Linked DNA regions of Homo sapiens: region 2 is linked to region 1. Evidence: read pairs that join two places in POLR2A ChIA-PET (ENCODE). Cell type or tissue: A673. All regions are shown on one strand. Links, peaks and the distances in the headings refer to the core of each region. The heading gives the core; the rest is flanking DNA. Region 1 overlaps LOC105376134 (a long non-coding RNA gene). Region 2 overlaps LOC124902201 (syncytin-A-like).

What was found. ChIA-PET counts read pairs that join two places held together with the same protein. Peaks named below come from ENCODE experiments on the same cell type or tissue, not always from the same donor. Only the 100,000 strongest peaks of a DNase experiment are listed, where the experiment ranks them.
Region 2: POLR2A ChIA-PET joins it to region 1 with 14 read pairs; 3 of 35 experiments call an interaction of 5 or more read pairs at or near these places.

Annotation. Positions count from the first base shown.
Region 1 is chr9:88,525,676-88,528,581 of GRCh38, forward strand. It overlaps LOC105376134 (a long non-coding RNA gene), which reads right to left. Exons shown (of 2, transcript XR_007061653.1): 2 at 2,285-2,906. Among named protein-coding and RNA genes, the nearest start is that of NXNL2, 8.0 kb to the right of the region's middle. In A673, for the core only: no CTCF peak of the experiment used is centred there; no DNase peak of the experiment used is centred there.
Region 2 is chr9:88,074,784-88,077,689 of GRCh38, forward strand. It overlaps LOC124902201 (syncytin-A-like), which reads right to left. Exons shown (of 7, transcript XM_047424307.1): 2 at 2,600-2,700. All of the region lies in intron 1 of LINC03026 (long intergenic non-protein coding RNA 3026), which reads right to left. Among named protein-coding and RNA genes, the nearest start is that of LINC03026, 1.7 kb to the right of the region's middle. RefSeq lists an enhancer at 1,815-2,365. In A673, for the core only: a CTCF peak has its summit at 1,514; DNase peaks (open chromatin) are centred at 1,538 and 2,078; H3K4me3 peaks cover 873 bases; H3K27ac peaks cover 1,213 bases.

The sequences.
Region 1 (2,906 bases), core at 294-2,793:
TAGGAGTAGCTGGCGTGGTTAGTTTTGGGGAGTGTGATGAAGTGACGGTGACTGTTGGAAATATCTGTAGGATGCTGCTGGAAAAATGCTGGAAAAGCAGAACAAAACAGAACACCAAAAACAAAAGCCCTGGGCATCTGGTAAACATGTTTTCAAAAATACAAGCTATAGAAATGTGTTCTATGTCATAGCGAAGCATCTTTCAGGTGCCTCTTTTTTTTTTTTTTTGCGATGGAGTCTTGCTCTGTCACCAGGCTAGAATGCAGTAGTGCAATCTTGGCTCACTGCAACCTCTGCCTCCCGGGTTCAAGCGATTCTTCTGCCTCAGCCTCCCAAGTAGCTGGGATTGCAGGTGCACACCACCATGCCCAGCTAATTTTTGTATTTTTAGTAGAGACGAGGTTTCACCATGTTGGCCAGGATGGTCTCAATCTCCTGACCTTGTGATCCACCTGCCTTGGCCTCCCAAAGTGCTGGGATTATAGGCATGAGCCACCGCGCCCAGGCAGAGAGTGGGTGATTTTAATGTGACAAGTTATGTTTGCAGAGCAGACAGTCATGGCTTGTTCCCTCTGCATTTCCACCCTTCCTTGTGTTACCAAGAGTCCTGCCAATTGAACCTCTTGTCCCCATACAGTCTGTTCTGTCGTGCCCTACCTGGGCCGTGGGGTTTATCTCCTAGGAAACCCCCATAGGGGTTTGACCAGCTCCTGCTTCCTGGGCAACAGTGTGCCCAGCCCTAGAACTTGACAGTGGGGTCGGCTGTCTGCACCCAGTGACAGCCACCCTCATGGTGGCCCAACTGAGAAGCTCACTCTTCCCTCTCCCAACCTGCTGTGGCCCCGCTCCTGCCACCTCTTTCAAGGACCAGCCTCCTTACAAAGTCTTTCCCAGTCCTGCCCCTTGAAGAAACTCTCCTTCCTCCACACCTCTATTATGGGTTGTGCATCCCCCACAAAGATGAGCCATTCTGAAGTCCTAACTCTCAGGACCTCAAAATGTGACCTTATTTGGAAACAGGATCCTTGCAGATGTAATAGTTAAAGTTAGGTCACATTGGAGCAGGGTGGGCCGCTGACCCAATGTGACTGTGTTCTTATAAAAAGGAGACCGGTGAAGACCTAGGATTGGAGTGACACAGCCACAAGCCAAGGAACTCCAAAGATTGCTGCAGCCACCAGAAGCCAGGAAGAGGCAAGCAAGGACTTCCTAAGGTTTCAGAGGGAGCACGGCCCTGCACCACGCTGATGTCAGACTTCTGGCCTCTGGAACTATGAGATAGCCCATTTCTGTTGTTTGGAGCCACCCAGGTTGTCTTTGTTACAGCAGCCCTGAGGAACTAACCCAACCTCCATCCAGGAATGGATTGTATTTCCTGCTGCCAATGCTGGAGCAGGGTGGCTTCGTGGCCATGCAGCCCCTCAGAGGCACAGGGCCCTGCACTTGGGGTTTAGTGCTCTGTGATTGCTGTCTTGACATTCTTAATTATTTTATCAGGCTGGGCACGGTGGCTCATGCCTCTAATCCCAGCACTTTAGGAGGCCGAGGGGGGCGGATCACTTGAGGTCAGGAGTTTGAGACCAGCCTGGCCAGCATGGAGAAACCCCATCTCTACTAAAAATACAAAAAATTAGCCAGGTGTGGTGGTGGACACCTGTAGCCCCAGCTGTTTGGGAGGCTGAGGCAGGAGAATCACTTGAACCTGGAAGGTGGAAGTTGCAGTGAGCCAAGATTGCGCCACTGCACTCTAGCCTGGGTGACAGAGTGAGACTCTTGTCTCCAAAACAAAACAAAACAAAACAAAACAAAAAAAACTTTATTTTATCTTTGAATTTGTGTGGTGTAAGTGAGGCCTCATTGGACAGTGGAGCATACGTGAGCACTTGGAGCCTGCCTCATGTGTGCTCCCATCTGCTGCTGGTCCGCCACCTCTCCCAGGCACATTATTGACTGCTCGTCTCCCTCCCTTTGGTGTCCTGGGCCCCACATGGCCTCCCCATCCCCACCCTCACCCAGCAACCGCTGGTGCCCTCCATGGTCTGCGGGAACCTGAGTGTGTATGTGTGGAGGGGTGTGGGGTTGACATCAGATGCTTTTACTACACTACCCGTGGCATCTCAGGGTGGGCGTGGCCATGCAAGCAGCTGGTGGACTGTGTACCCACCAAGTCACTCGGCAGGGCCCCTGGGCAAGTGTGACAGTTGACACTCACCCTGTCCCAAGAAAGCATGATATTCAGTAGCAAATAAAAACACCATGATAGGTCAAAAGAGAGACCATGGAAGAAAGGGAAAAGCTTTCGTTTATTTTAGTTCCTTTGCTGGCCCATTCTTTTCCTGCTTTTTGAACAAGGGGCTCTGCATTTTTATTTTGCACTGGGCCTTTCAAATTTTGTGGCTGGCCCTGGTTGGGAGCTGCAAAGTGATGCTCCAACTTAGAAACGAGACACGGGATCCATCAGCTATGATACAAGATGAATTCCTGGTGGATTGGAACTCGGGCAAGCAGCCTCATGAAGAAACAAGGTATGCATGATGCTATTAGCAGGCAAGGGCCCTGGTCAGCTGAGACGGTCCTGCTTCCTCTGGATAGGGTATCCTGGCCACTGGAATATTTAAAACTAGGAAATTCAGAAAGTTATATTTGCACACTGGGATGTCTAATTTGTTTGTTATGCTGATCAGTGCAAAAAATCTTTTCCATAATTGTATTTGAATATTCATAAGTGTTGCTAGAAGAAAAAGTCAATTTCATGTCAAACCACCAAGGATCACATTTTCTTCACATGCTGCTCTTTTGCCAGGGAGAAGTGATTCAATGTATGTTGACAAAAAGCAGGACTGAGAAGAGCAGAACTGGTCCAAGAACTTATGAAATACCCACATTCAGGGAGACTTTCTCTAAGG
Region 2 (2,906 bases), core at 184-2,683, 450 kb before region 1:
CATGTGACATGTGCACACATACGGACATGCGCAGACATGCACGTGTGTGCACATGCCGGGCAGTGTGAAGGTGATAGATTATTTCAACAACTCTTCTATCAAGACAATACCAACTGTTATGCCAATCCAGGAATTCATGGGACAATTTTTAAAGGCAAAATTTAGGCTGGCATGGTGGCTCATGCCTGTGGTCCCAACACTTTAGGAGCTGAAGTGGGAGGACTGCTTGAGGCCAGGAGTTTGAGACCAGCCTGGGCAACACAGCGCGACCTCTTCTCTATAAAAAAATCAGCTGGGTGTGCTGGCACCCACCTGTAGTCACAGTTACTCAGGAGGCTGAGACGTGAGGATCGCTTGAGCCCAGGAGGTAGAGAGGCTGTAGTGTGCTATGATCACACCATTCCACTCCAGCCTGGGTGACAGAGAGAGATCCTATCTCAAAAAAAATTTTTTTTAACAATAAGCATTTTTAGATTTTTGGGGAGTTCCTTTCAAAATTCAAAATTTTAAGTAATAATACACTTATCGAGCTTCTGTATTTATCAACCTCGATTTCTTTTGCAGTGGCTTTCCATTATAAAAGAGGAAGGTTTAGCTGATTAAGGCTACTTGTCTTCTTCCTCCTACTTTGCTGTGCTTATTATTATACTTAGTTTTCCTATAGGTTAACTAGATTTAAGCAATATGCTTGAACTTGAATTTCTTGTTCTGTAAACTTAGACTGTATTAACTGCCACACCACGATGTGAATGAGGCTCTTAGCCCCCCTACCCTACCCTCTTTCCCCCCTGCCTCTGTATCTTATCTTCTTCCAGTTAGACACGTATTTATTTTTTTACTGATAGACTTTTTCTTCATTTTTAACAGCTGGTATTTTTAACATGCTACATATTTCACCCATTGTCAGTAAATCTGTAGAGTTGTGTAACCATCACTGCAATATAGTTTTAGAATATTTCCATCAGTTCAGTATACTTTTATTTCTCTATTGCCAAAGTAAATATCATTTAATCCAGTCCTCTAACCATATTTGAGTTTTCTGGGTTTCATCTATAAATTGATTGAATACGTAACACCAGAGTCTTATTAATACATTGTCTTGAAACATGTCCAGGGTAAAACTAAAGGCACAGAATTAATCAGAAAGCATTCCATTGAAAGTACCAATCAATAGAGTGAAATTAGACTTCAACAGCTGCAGCCTGTTACCGCCTAAGGATAGGTTGTATGAGGACTCAGGAGGACCTGTTGTTGAGGTTAGGATGAAATGTTTGTCTAAATTCCCTTGAGAACACCACGCTGTCCTGGGATAGAAAGCCAGGCTCTGCTCATTGCCCACTCCCCGCCTTCCCTCCCACCTCCCGCCCTTCTGATCCCATTAATTGCTCTTTTTGGCAGGGTCGAGTGGTGTCAAAGCAGACGTCTGCTCGGTGTGGCCGTATTTTTGTGAGCGGAGCTGCTTTTGTGAGCGCTGCGTCCCTGCAGCATCTCTGCACTGACGCGTGGAGTCGCCGAGAAGCTGCCTGGCGGCTCCAGCAGCCTCCACGCCTAGAGGGCTGCGCGTCCGGGATCGCAGCGCCTTAGCGTCTCCTTCCCGCCTCCCTCCGCCCTCCCGCCAGCGAGCGCGTGGCGCCCCGGAGGTGCAGGGTTGACCAGGGTGCACCCCTCTACTCCTAAGCCAACCTAGGCAGGGCCCTTCCAGTTTCTGCCGCAGCATTTCCAGCCCCTCGAGCCCCTGCAGCTCCTGAGGGTAGCTCAGCAGCCAGCCCAGCGCACCCTCTTCCGGGGCTAGCGCGCACTCCCTCGGCTCTGCTTGCGGTCCCTCGGTGTCCTTCTGCCCCTGGCAGAAGCTCTCACACCACCCTCCCTTCATTTCCCCTGCCGGGCGGGGCTCGCTATTCAGCTCCCTGTGCTCAGTCTGACCCCTCAGCCTGCTGTACCCGCAGGCTCTGCGGAATGAGCCCGGGCCCCAGCCCTTGCCCTCCCGCCCGCCACCACGTCCCTCCTCCCGCCTGGAGCTTCCAGGGCCCTGCCGCGGGCCCCTGCATCTCCCGCCAGGCCGTCTCTCTCTGCCTCCGTCTCCTGCAGCCCAGCTCCGCCTCATTCTCCATTCCTCGCCCAGAAACCTGTACATTCTGTCCGCGGTCGCCGCCTGCGGTTCCTCCACGTCACGCAGGCAGACGCCAGGCTCCGCCAGCTCACAGAACTGCTCTTGCCGAACCCCGAAGGCCTCCACCTGGTTGACCTTGGCAGCCAGCCCGGCCTTCCTTGGCAGTCAGCCCGGCCCTCCTCGGTCCTGACTTTGGGGCCGCTGCCTCCCGCCAGCTCTGTCTTCGCCTGGTTTCAGGGCCCGCACCGCCTTTGCCGGTACGGCCTCATGGCCCGACCCCTGGCCTCCAGACCCCAGGATCTCCCCCAACACACCGGCCCCTGCCCAGGCCACCCGTGTCAGCTCGGGGCACCTCTATCCTTGCACTTGTTCAGACCTCCAGTGACCTCTGAGTCTTCTCTCCCCCAGTTTTCACATCCCACCCTCCAGCGTCCTCCTTTCTCAAGAAGGATCTAGATTCCAACCCGCTCTCATCCCCCACGGTGCTACCTGCCAGTTCTCTCTGCCTCTAGGGTGTCCTTGCTTCCCCTCCTGGGCCTGGCTGGGATCCTTGTAATGTGGTGTGTGTGCTCCCGACGGTTGGCTTCCATCTATGAAAAGGCCAACATCAGGAAGCTGCCTAGGAGGCCGCCTGGCCCACGACCTTTCTAACCCATGTCCACCTACTCCCACCCTCCACCCGGTGATCATGGCCTCCCCTCCCCCCACCCTTCAAACCTGCCTCCAGGTCCCCCCCAGGGCCTTTGCACCAGTTAGTCCCTGTCTTAGCTCAGGGTGCCGTAACAGAATCCAGACG